2 separate regions of the Homo sapiens genome follow, and region 2 is linked to region 1. A link is a contact called in ENCODE Hi-C or POLR2A ChIA-PET data. All regions are on one chromosome and are shown on one strand. Each heading gives the region's core, a stretch centred on a gene start or an enhancer-like site at or near the end of the contact. The rest is flanking DNA. Distances are from core to core; before and after follow the strand shown. Region 1 holds the start of TSPAN17 (tetraspanin 17). Region 2 overlaps NSD1 (nuclear receptor binding SET domain protein 1).

Evidence for each region. A loop is a pair of places that touch in the nucleus more often than their neighbours do. ChIA-PET counts read pairs that join two places held with the same protein, here RNA polymerase II (POLR2A). Pooled maps may share reads with other maps.
Region 2: a pooled map shows a loop between it and region 1 (2.6-fold over the local background). The contact joins the enhancer-like site here to the promoter of TSPAN17 in region 1. A Hi-C loop is called at or near these places in 7 of 168 maps with a recorded cell type or tissue (HCT116, OCI-LY7, PC-9 and 4 more), 10 of 37 single-sample maps with no recorded cell type and 16 of 50 pooled maps. POLR2A ChIA-PET finds 5 or more read pairs at or near these places in 1 of 52 experiments (activated CD4-positive, alpha-beta memory T cell).

What each region holds. Positions count from the first base shown.
Region 1 is chr5:176,644,253-176,650,162 of GRCh38, forward strand. TSPAN17 (tetraspanin 17) reads left to right here and starts at 3,232. Exons shown (of 9, transcript NM_130465.5): 1 at 3,232-3,450. The coding sequence starts at 3,364. It overlaps EIF4E1B (eukaryotic translation initiation factor 4E family member 1B), which reads left to right. Exons shown (of 9, transcript NM_001099408.2): 6 at 124-187; 7 at 878-991; 8 at 1,125-1,264; 9 at 1,614-2,392. The coding sequence ends at 1,728. RefSeq lists enhancers at 1-473, 1,055-1,565, 1,836-2,130, 4,492-5,361, 5,479-5,910 and a silencer at 2,804-3,463.
Region 2 is chr5:177,289,063-177,294,972 of GRCh38, forward strand. It overlaps NSD1 (nuclear receptor binding SET domain protein 1), which reads left to right. Exons shown (of 23, transcript NM_022455.5): 22 at 2,892-3,096; 23 at 4,770-5,910. Among named protein-coding and RNA genes, the nearest start is that of RAB24, 12 kb to the right of the region's middle. Within about 2 kb of position 2,194, at least 3 of the 41 ENCODE cell types and tissues checked have a DNase peak (open chromatin) inside an H3K27ac peak, as active enhancers do; they include OCI-LY7, where a contact is called at or near this core.

The sequences.
Region 1 (5,910 bases), core at 1,982-4,481:
GGCCAGTGTAAGCAAAGGCTTGGAGGCCATGGGGTCGGATGAGGAGTTGGGAGGGCTGAACCCAGTTGGAACCAGGCCCTAAAAAGCCTTGACTTTTGGCATGGGGTCGGGGGCTCTGTCCAGGCTATACAGTCACATCCAGCTGGCCAGCAAGCTCTCCTCTGGCTGTGACTACGCCCTCTTCAAGGTAAGCTCTGCTCTCCTCTTTCCCTCCCGCAAAGGGACAAGGGGTTGATCCCTCCCGGACTCCACTGCGTTAATCCCTCAGAGGGGTGGGGGTGGGGAGCTACGGGCCACCTCTCAGCAGAGTTGTGGTTTCTGACTGGAGGAAATGCTCTACAGGAGCCCGGACAGAGTAGGTCAGGCCCAAGCCGCACCTTGGAGGACCTTAAGAGGCGGGAAGAGGGAGAGGGAGAGATTTCTGACCTGGCTCCTTAACTAGGGAAGGGCATCAGAATTGCTTGAGGACACTCATTGATGCCACACCCATCCCTGGAGGGCTGACATTGTGTTTAGAGATCTCCCCAGTGACTTCTGCCCTGCCTGGGAACCATGCAGCCAAGCCTGGGATGTCCCCCTTGCCTGCATTGGGGTCTGCCCCTGAGGCTTCCTTAATCCACCCCGATTTGAATGCTTGTCTTAAGGAACTCAGTAAAAGAGACATGCACATATACAAGGCTATACAAGGTGACCAGTGCTGTCTGTCGGGGGGAGCTGAGTGGCTGGGGGTGGAACCTGCTTGCACTGAGGGAAGGGAGGATAAGAGAATCTGGCCTACTTAGGGCCTCAGCAGAGAGCGGATAAGGCCGGGATGGTGGGTGGGTCCCCATTTCCCTTTGAACACAGGGAGGCAGTTGACTTGCCATCTGCCTTGCAGGATGGCATCCAGCCCATGTGGGAGGACAGCAGGAATAAACGGGGTGGCCGCTGGCTGGTCAGCCTGGCCAAGCAGCAGCGCCACATTGAGCTGGACCGGCTGTGGCTGGAGACGGTGAGTTGGAGGAGGAGGGTCCTCAGGGGAAGAGACGGGCTGTGTGGGTCTCATGGTGGCAGTGGTCTCAAGGATGGCAGGCCAGTCCCTATGTCCCAGCCGGTGATCTCACAACCCCCTACTTCGGGTCCAGCTGCTGTGTCTGATCGGGGAGAGCTTTGAGGAACACAGCAGAGAGGTATGTGGGGCCGTCGTCAACATCCGCACCAAGGGGGACAAGATCGCTGTGTGGACGAGGGAGGCGGAAAACCAGGCGGGCGTGCTGCACGTTGGGTGAGGAGGGTCTCTGGCACAGGGTGGGGACTTGGGTCTCTGCTAGAGGGAAGGTGGGTGGAGGGGGCTTGGCCTGCATGGGAGACCTCTGAAAGTCTCCATAGCCTCCCTCCCTTCTGCCTTGCCCACCTGTATGGAAGGTCTGGCGTTCAGATTTCTAACTTTCTCTTACGGCAGTGCAGCTCTCCTTTTGCATTAAGGGGGTCATATTTTGGGTTTCCACATGGGTAAGACACAACAGGTGTGGCTGTGGCCAGAATGAGGGTAGGAGTCTGGTGGCCTAAGTTATCTCTAGGACCCTCTGATGACTACCTGTGTCTCTTTTCCTCTGTGTCCCCCGCACCTGCAGGCGTGTATACAAAGAGCGCCTGGGCCTCTCCCCAAAGACCATCATTGGGTACCAGGCCCATGCAGACACAGCCACCAAGAGCAACTCCCTAGCCAAGAACAAGTTTGTGGTGTGAGGGGGGCCTTGGCACCCCTCCTATGTAATGGGACAGCCGCCACTGAGCCTCATTACTTTGGGGGATGGGGCGGGACTGGGGATCAGACAGCCTAGTTCTTACCTGTCCTCAAGTGAACAGGAATGCAAACACTCTTTAACATGAGTTGGGGCCTGAGCCTTAGGGGCTAGATGGGGGTAGTGGTGGCAGTCTGAGGACCTAGCTTGTCCTGGGGCCACAGGACAGCAGCAGGGTGGAAAAAACTCCTGAGGGTGGGGTGAGTCATGGCGGGGAAGGAGGGCTCTATGGTAGGCGGAGAAACCCATAGTCCAGCGTTTACTGTTTCCACCCAGGAAGGAGGTGAGGTGGCCTGAGAGACAGACTCTTCCATGGGTGGTGGGCTCAAGGGCACAGACATTCTGGAGGGTGAACGCCATCATTTGTACAGAGGGATACGTGGGTTGCTGAGGACTGAGAGAGCCTTGCAAGGCCGCTCCCCTTCTCCCCAGCTGTGACCAGGGCTGTCTGGGCCTTGCCTGCCTCAGGGCCAGACTGAAGTGGAGGTGGAGGGATGCTGGGCTAGGCCTCACCAAGGTTCTGGTAGAAGTGGTGGAAGTGGATAAACTTGATAATAAAAGCTTAAGCATCTTTCTGTTCCTGTTTTAAATAAATACTTCTGAACAAAGTTGGAATTATTTTTAAGAGGGCTTCAAACTGGAGTAAGATTCAGGTTCCCCCAAACTTTGATCTGCCTCTGTCCTGTCTTACAGGGGCTCATGTGAGATCACTGGGTACCAAGGAGCCTGACCGGGACCCTGGCCAGTATGGAGGACAGGGGGTGTGGCTGGGGAAACTCAGCCACCAAGGGGGCTTGAGCCAGGTTCCGGGGGGCATATGCCCCTGGCAGGGCGCAGCCGGCGTGGCACCAAGGCCCAGGCCCTCGTTTGGCCTGAGTTTGAGTCAGGATAAGTAGAGCTGGATTTCCGCTGGGTGAAGGTGAGCCTGATGCGACTCCACAATGACAAAACGTCCTGCACGTGTTAAAAACTCAATCCGGACCAGCTTCCCCATTCGCCTGCCAGAGCAGCAGTTAACCTTCCCCTGGGATGGGCTCCAACAGCAGGCTGGGGATTGGGATGGCGCTGGTACCCAGCAGGGGAAGCAAGGCTTCTACACCCCGGCGGCCTCCGGCGCCATCAGCCGGCGTCCCGGGCGGGTCTGCAGGACGCTGGGAAACGCGGCGGCGGCCTGCGCGGGGGCGGGGCCTGGCCGAAGGCGGGGCTGCGAGGAGGTCCGAATCAGGCTGTGGGGGCGGAGCTCGGGAAGCGGAGCCAGGTCCAGAGGCGGGGCTCAGGCGGGACTGAGTTGATCTATGGGGGCGGAGCCAGGTCAGGAGGCGGGACTCCAAAGGGACTGAGGGCTGTGGGGGCGGGGCCCGGTCCAGAGGCGGGGACAGCAGGGCTCCGGGCAAGGAGGTCTGGATGCTGAGGGCGGTCCCTGAGGGGCGGGCGGGGCCCGACCGGCGCTCTGTGTGGCCGAGGCCATGAAGCCGCAGCCGCCCGGCTAGGCCCCGGGCGGCTCTAGCCCAGGGCGGCCCGCGGGGCGCTGGGCCTGGCTCCCGGCTCCGGTTTCCGGGCCGGCGGGTGGCCGCTCACCATGCCCGGCAAGCACCAGCATTTCCAGGAACCTGAGGTCGGCTGCTGCGGGAAATACTTCCTGTTTGGCTTCAACATTGTCTTCTGGGTGAGCGCGGGGTCTGCGCCTTGCCCTGTGCTGGGGGGTGGTGGGAGAGGGAGATTCAGTCTTTTGCTGGGGGAGACCACTCCCTGCCCCAAGAGTTTGGAGCTCGGGACCATCCCCCCACTTCTGCCACACCCACGCCCACTTCCAGGACCACCCGAGGTAGCTACAGAGGCCCGGATTGCTGGGGGCGGGTCCTAGCGACAGCGTGGGGTCGGGGTTGGGGTAGGGAGTCTCCCTAAATAATCCCGAGGCCTGGTGGAGAAAGGGAAGGTGTTTCCTTGAAGACCCCAGGGGCGTGCTAGGTGCAGGTTGCCCCCTCTCGCCCAGCCCTCCTTCCTACCCTGGGATGTGGGATGCGTGCCAAGCCCCACCCCTGGTTTAGCCGGTAAGGAGATTCTGGCGTGAAGGGAGCCGCCAGGCCCCTTCCCCGGCCTCCTTTCCCTTCCAGTAGTACCTGGGTCAGGTGCCTCACCTTAGGCTCCTGCAGAGTGGGGTGGGTCACAGTCCTCTGCCCACCCCAGTCCCGCACAAGGAGGCTGACCTGCCAGGAGGGGCAGGGAGGGACAATGGCGAGTCCTTGGCGGCTGGGAGAGGATCTCCCCGGTTGAGAGCCTGGGAGCTGGCCTTGGGGAACAGAATTCAACATTCCACAGCTGACAAGCTGAGGCTCCTGGGCGGGTCTGCCCCTACCGGGGAAGGGAGCTACTAGTGCCCCTCCCAGGGTGGCATCTGTCCCCCTGGGCCCTGCCAGGTCATTTTTCCCATCTCTCCAAAGCCGTGGCCCTCTGCAGTCTCTGCTCCTGAGGCCTTGGGTCAAGATGCCAGGCCTTTTCCCTTGTGTTCAGCAAGACTCAGTGGCACTGCCCCCCACCCACGTGTCACCGAGCTCACTGGTGTGGTGGGTGTCCTTGCACTGCAGCGCTAGGCTCTTGAGGGTGTGGGCAGTGTGTGGGAGCACTGGCAAAGAAGTCAGAAGGCCTGGCTGTAGCAGGCCTGGCTGGGACACCTTGGGCAAGTCATCTCTCCTCTCCGGGCCTCAGCTTGCCTGCCTGGGAGACGACGATAAAGAATCTGCCTGTGAGGGCTGTTAGGCAGATACAATGAGTTCAATTTGTTGTATTCTCACAACTGCCTTATTATCTGCATTTTACAGATGGGGAAACTGAAGGAATAGACACAGAGAAATTAAGTCACTTACCTAGGGTCACACAGCCAGAAAGTACAGAGCCAAGGTGACGGCTTAGTGGGCAGAGGGTGGAGGTGAGGCAGAGCTGTGAGCAGAAGTAACCTCAAATACCGAGGGGGAGCAGGCGTGAGAGACCCGGGTTTGTTGCTGGGGCGGAGCGTGGGGTGTTATGTTAAGGTGGCATGGAGAAGCGAGGGCTTCCAGTGATGGGTCTGATCTGGCTTCTGTTCTGGAGACCGCTTGCCTGGCTGCTGTGTGGAGGGTGGATGAGGGGCAGGGCCTGGAGGTTTGGAATGGGGGCAGGGCTGGGGCAAAGCTGGGATGGTGAGGTGGGAAAGGTGAGGGAGGTTGCTGGGAAAGTCAAGAGGCTGAATTGACTGGGCTGGGTCACTTGGGGGCTGGAGGGAGGATTTCAGATTTGGGTTAAGGTGGCCTAAGGGAGGCTGCTTGTGGAACAGGCACAGAGGTTTTCATGTTTAATGTCAGGCAGACCCTGGTGTTGTTCTGTTTGGAAACTGCTTGTGGTTTCCTTTTTTCTTTTTTCTTTTTTTTTTTTGAGACAGAGTTTTGCTCTTGTTGCCCAGGCTGGAGTGCAATGGCACGATCTCGGTTCACTGCAACCTCCGTCTCCCAGGTTCAAGCGATTCTCCTGCCTCAGCCTCCCAAGTAGCTGGGACTATAGGTGTGTGCCACCACGCCTGGCTAATTTTGTATTTTTACTAGAGATGGGGTTTCTTCATGTTGGTCAGGCTGGTCTCGAACTCCTGACCTCAGGTGATCCACCTGCCTTGGCCTCCCAAAGTGCTGGGATTACAGGCGTGAGCCACCACGCCCGGCCATCCTGCTCGTGGTTTCTTACTGCTCCTAGAGTACTGTCGGCCTCCAGGGCCCCGCGGGGCCGGGCTGTCCGCCCTTCAGTTTGTTCCTTGAACTAGACGTGGTCTTGTGTCAGGGCCTCTGCCTGTGCCCTACCCTCCTCCTGGAACAGGCTTTTCCCTCTTGCTCTTTTCATCATTCAAACCTCAGCTGAAATGCCCCCACCCTCCCTTCTGCCCTCTCTAAAGCTGGCGTCCAACCCCAGCATCCCCCATCTCGTCGCCCCGCTCGATATTTGTTAAGGGGTCTGTTTGCATCTGAGGTTTCCTTGTCTGCTCACTGACTGTCCATCTCCCCTGCTGGAGTGTAAGCTCCGTGAGGGTCGAGTCCGTCCTATTCACCAGCGAATCCCCGGCATGGCGGCGATCAGTGCCGGTGGGTCGTGGAGGTGTTTGCTG
Region 2 (5,910 bases), core at 944-3,443, 640 kb after region 1:
TAATCCCAGCACTTTGGGAGGCTGAGGTGGGCGGATCACCTGAGGTCAGGAGTTCGAGACCAGCCTGGCCAACATGATGAAACCCCATCTCTAATAAGAATAGAAAAATTAGCTGGGCCGTGGTGGCATGTGCTTGTAGTCCCAGCTACTCAGGAGGCTGAGGCAGGAGAATCCCTTGAACCCAGGAGGCAGAGATTGCAGTGAGCTGAGATCACACCACTGCACTCTAGCCTGGGCAACACAGCAAGACTCCTTCTCAAAAAAAAAAAGAAAAATTCAATGACATTGAATAGGTGTTGATAGGGCCACTTGCAATTCACTAAGCATTCGGCTGATCAATTATATAAGAGGTTTTTGGGGATATTGTTGAAGTGTTTTGGGCCATCTGACTTTAATTGGTGCTACTTTTCTAACTAATAATGCTGTGAAATAGGACCTTATAAAGAAGGTTAGTTACCTCCCTCGTCTTGATCTCACATCTCCTAATAAGCCATATAGATTCTTGGTATATCTGTGTCTGTCCCTGTCTTTCTCTCACTTTCTCTTTCTGAAGATACCAAAAAATCTGCAGTTTAAGCTTCTAAATGTAGCATAACATCATAGATAAAAGTAGAACTCTTAATCTCACCATTATAAAAAAGTATAAGCATTGTTGTGTCTTCCTGTTTTTTTAGTATGCACTTTCTGAATAATTGAATTCTAATTCTGTAACTGTTAAGTATCATTTCCATGTCTATATTCTCCTTATTTTTTTTGTTGTTGTTGTTTTGTGTTTTTTTTTTTGAGGTGGAGTCTCGCTCTGTTGCCCAGGCTGGAGTGCAGTGGCGCAATCTCGGCTCACTGCAAGCTCCGTCTCCCGGGTTCACGCCATTCTCCTGCCTCAGCCTCCTGAGTAGCTGGAACTACAGGCGCCCGCCACCATGCCCGGCTAATTTTTTATATTTTTAGTAGAAACAGGGTTTCACTGTTGTTAGCCAGGTTGGTCTCGATCTCCTGACCTCGTGATCCGCCCGCCTTAGCCTCCCAAAGTGCTGGGATTACAGGCGTGAGCCACTGTGCCCGGCCCTTATATTATTATTTTTTAAAGTCCTTGCTGATCATTTTTAGTGACTGTCTTAATTTTTTTATATAATGGATGGACATACTAGATGAACATCTGGATAATTCAAGATTTCTGTATCATAAGTAACAGCACAGTGAAAATTGCAGTTTAATTTTGATACAAAATAAACTATATAGTGACTTCAATTGAGTATGTTCCATATGCCTTTTTGATTGTGAAGCTCAACATTAAGAACTGAAAAATGCAAATTAACATAGAAGCCAATAAGAAAAGAGTAAATAAATTTTTTTTTTTTTTTTTGAGACGGAGTCTCGCTCTGTTGCCCAGGCTGAAGTGCAATGGTATGATCTCGGCTCACTGTAACCTCCGTCTCCCAGGTTCAAGTGATTCTCCTGCCTCAGCCTCCCAGGTAGCTGGGATTACAGGCCCCTGCCACCACACCTGGCTAATTTTTTGTATTTTTAGTGGAGATGGGGTTTCCCCATGTTGGCCAGGCTGGTCTCAAACTCCTGACCTCAGGTGATCCACCTGCCTCAGCCTCCCAAAGTGCTGGGATTACAGGCGTGAGCCACTGCGCCTGGCCAGAAATGAAGAGCACTCAATGATCATTTTTTAATCTTGTTAAATAAGGAGAATCACCTCTATATTATACTGGATTTTATTGTGCTTTTTGTTTAGTTTTGTTGGTTTAACGGTGTTGTTCCTTAAGATGTTGACTTGTTTCCTATAAATTAAAATAGTAACTCAGTTTAACCTGTACTTAATGGTATTAAGTGTAGTGCGGATGTCAGTTTCAGCATCCTTGATGTCTGCATGGGATAGCATTTCACAGGAGTCAGTCAGAGGTAGATGCTAGAGAGGTCACTGTGTGCTCTTAGTAGATACTGGTCTGTCAGAATAGGGTGGACCTCCATTAAGCCTTACAGATTGGTCCTGGATGTTTCTGGGTTAAAATGAAGAATGTGATAAGATGATTTGGTGACCAAGTGTGGGCTGCAGGGAACAAAGAGAGAACATCTGCTGGCTGCTCCAGGGTCTGCCTTGGGAGTGGTGGACCTGAAGCTAATTTGACTTGATGTGTAGTCTTATTGACGGCAGGGACCATGAATTAACTTTTTTGTGTCTTAACACATTGCTTATAGTAAGTTCAGTTATGCTTTGTTGAATGAACGAGAAATAGGCATGTGTACCCACACACAGAAGTCTAGTTTAGTTCTGAAAGTAGACGAATATAAAAGTGAAACTTTGGCCAGGTGCGGTGGCTCACGCCTGTAATCCTAGCACTTTAGGAGGCCAAAGCGGGTGGGTCACAAGGTCAGGAGTTCGAGACCAGCTTAACCAATATGCTGAAAACCCGTCTCTACTAAAAATACAAAAATTAGCCAGGAGTGGTGGTGGGCGCCTGTAATCCCAGCTACTCAGGAGGCTGAGGCAGGAGAATTGCTTGAACCCAGCAGGCGGAGGTTGCAGTGAGCCGAGATCGCGCCACTGCACTCCAGCCTGGGCAACACAGCAAGACTCCGTCTTGAAAAATAAATAAATTAATTAACTAATAAAACTTATGAAAGGCATGTCATTTAACACCAGCCTTATGGATCAGCAAAAACACAAAGATTTTTGTCTTCTGTTTTGTTCAGGTGGCAGGAGTAGTTGATACAAAAATTATTGCTACGTATCTGTGATGTACCAGGTACCTTTCCTGCATTTTATCTTCATGACAATCTCTTTTCCCAGAGAAGAGAATGAGGCTCAGAGAGGGTAGTTAACCCGGTTAAGATTGGTACTAATGTGTTCACAGAATGCTGACTGTTCAATATCTGACCTGTAGAATCAACCCATTGCCACGGAAGAAAAGTCAAAGAAATTCAAGAAGAAGCAACAGGGAAAGCGCAGGACCCAGGGTGAAATCACAAAGGAGCGAGAAGATGAGTGTTTTAGTTGTGGGGATGCTGGCCAGCTCGTCTCCTGCAAGAAACCAGGCTGCCCAAAAGTTTACCACGCAGACTGTCTCAATCTGACCAAGCGACCAGCAGGTTGGTGCCAAAATCCATTTGTACCGCTACTCGTTCTCTCCATCATACTCAGGGTCTCATGCCATTTGCATCAGCCTTGAAGAAAGTGCCATTTGGTCTTTCCATGCATAATTTTGAGGGGTATGGTCTATTTTCTTATTTTGGAAATAATGAAAGCAAAGGCTTAGAATTCTTAGTTATGAAGAATGGGACAGCGGTGCACTTGCTGTGTTTCAGGTCCTTTACTTACAGTCATGTTTATTTCATTCCCCCAGCAGCCCATAATGGTTGGTTTTCTTCCATAATGCATGTGAAGAAACAGAGTGAGGATTGGGGAGGTGATCTTTCACACATAGATAGAGGAGCTGGATTGAGAGCTGGGTTTTTGACTCCAAGACTATTAAATCATGTTGCCTTTCTAGAGAAAGAAAGATTGAGATAGTAAAGCCTTTAGGTGGTTCTAGTCAGTGAGAGATGGATTGCCACCCTTTTAGCACTTCCTACCTTGCTCCCCTACGCCTAGTGCAGTCTCCCCCCATGCAGAGTAGACTTTTTTCCTCTAAAGGAGATTTGGTTGTATCAGTTAATACATGAGAAAGCTGCTCAGGTGGATGTGGTACCCAGGAAATTTGTAGTTGAAGAAATTGAGAACCTTTGAGTAGTGATTTGGGGTTAGAGAATTTTAGGGATTTGGATATGCCATCTATTTTAATGAACAAAAAAGAGAAACCAGTAGGGAGCCATTCCAGGGTGAGGAGATTATACATTACTAGTGACCTGCTTCCAAGAGTTGCAGAACGTTAAGAACTTTAGGGTATAAGTAAAAGGAATTTGTCCCCAAATTGGCTTTCCTTCACTGTATATTGGCCAGGGTCATGAAATAAAAGAAACTGAGGTAGGATGAGGGCAAGGCCATCACATTGACCTGTCAGCACCAGGAAGTAGAATTGTTTCAGAATCAACTGCTCAGGGTCGTCACTGGCGCAGGCTATGATAGAACCAATCTTGCCTGTGTGCCAGGAGTGGGAGCTGGTGTAGTTGATTTGAAGGTGGAAACACTGTCCCTGGTCAAGACCCTCAGGTTTCATGAAATGTGGGGAGGCAGGTAAAAGCTTAGGTCAGCTTTGGGTCTTTTCTACTGATTCCATGTGAACAACATATAACGTGCTGTGCTGATCTCAAGACTTAAAATAGAGCAAAGGTAAATCTTCCATTTTTCATGATTTTATATCTTTTCTATTACTGTTAATAGCAAATAAGCAGGAATCTAAATCACCAGGATATTTCTCTTTGAGTTGCTTATTTAAAAGCTGTATAGTACAAATGGAGATTGCAAAAATATAAAAGTAATATCTTAAGTTTCATGTAAAAGAAACTTTTTGTTGTCCCCACCCCCGCCCCCCCCTCACCTCCTTGCTGGAAATAGTCATAGAAATACCAATTTACTCTTCTGCTTGTATATTTAGTTGATAGTAGTTGCTATTTGATAATTCGCTGTTACTTTATGTATTCTGTGCACAAAAAGAAGCTGGAATTCTGGGGCAAGAGGTGGCTGGTGAGTGGCATAAGCTCTCTGAAGCAGGGACAGTGTGAAGGAAGGTCATCATCCACACCTTCGGACTGTAGCATAGCCTTGGCCCATGTGATATGTATCTCTTTTTTCCTAAACTTTTGATTTACTTCTGTGTTTTCAGGGAAATGGGAATGTCCGTGGCATCAGTGTGACATCTGCGGGAAGGAAGCAGCCTCCTTCTGTGAGATGTGCCCCAGCTCCTTTTGTAAGCAGCATCGAGAAGGGATGCTTTTCATTTCCAAACTGGATGGGCGTCTGTCTTGTACTGAGCATGACCCCTGTGGGCCCAATCCTCTGGAACCTGGGGAGATCCGTGAGTATGTGCCTCCCCCAGTACCGCTGCCTCCAGGGCCAAGCACTCACCTGGCAGAGCAATCAACAGGAATGGCTGCTCAGGCACCCAAAATGTCAGATAAACCTCCTGCTGACACCAACCAGATGCTGTCGCTCTCCAAAAAAGCTCTGGCAGGGACTTGTCAGAGGCCATTGCTACCTGAAAGACCTCTTGAGAGAACTGACTCCAGGCCCCAGCCTTTAGATAAGGTCAGAGACCTCGCTGGGTCAGGGACCAAATCCCAATCCTTGGTTTCCAGCCAGAGGCCACTGGACAGGCCACCAGCAGTGGCAGGACCAAGACCCCAGCTAAGCGACAAACCCTCTCCAGTGACCAGCCCAAGCTCCTCACCCTCAGTCAGGTCCCAACCACTGGAAAGACCTCTGGGGACGGCTGACCCAAGGCTGGATAAATCCATAGGTGCTGCCAGCCCAAGGCCCCAGTCACTGGAGAAAACCTCAGTTCCCACTGGCCTGAGACTTCCGCCGCCAGACAGACTGCTCATTACTAGCAGTCCCAAACCCCAGACTTCAGACAGGCCTACTGACAAACCCCATGCCTCTTTGTCCCAGAGACTCCCACCTCCTGAGAAAGTACTATCAGCTGTGGTCCAGACCCTTGTAGCTAAAGAAAAAGCACTGAGGCCTGTGGACCAGAATACTCAGTCAAAAAATAGAGCTGCTTTGGTGATGGATCTCATAGACCTAACTCCTCGCCAGAAGGAGCGGGCAGCTTCACCTCATCAGGTCACACCACAGGCTGATGAGAAGATGCCAGTGTTGGAGTCAAGTTCATGGCCTGCCAGCAAAGGTCTGGGGCATATGCCGAGAGCTGTTGAGAAAGGCTGTGTGTCAGATCCTCTTCAGACATCTGGGAAAGCAGCAGCCCCTTCAGAGGACCCCTGGCAAGCTGTTAAATCACTCACCCA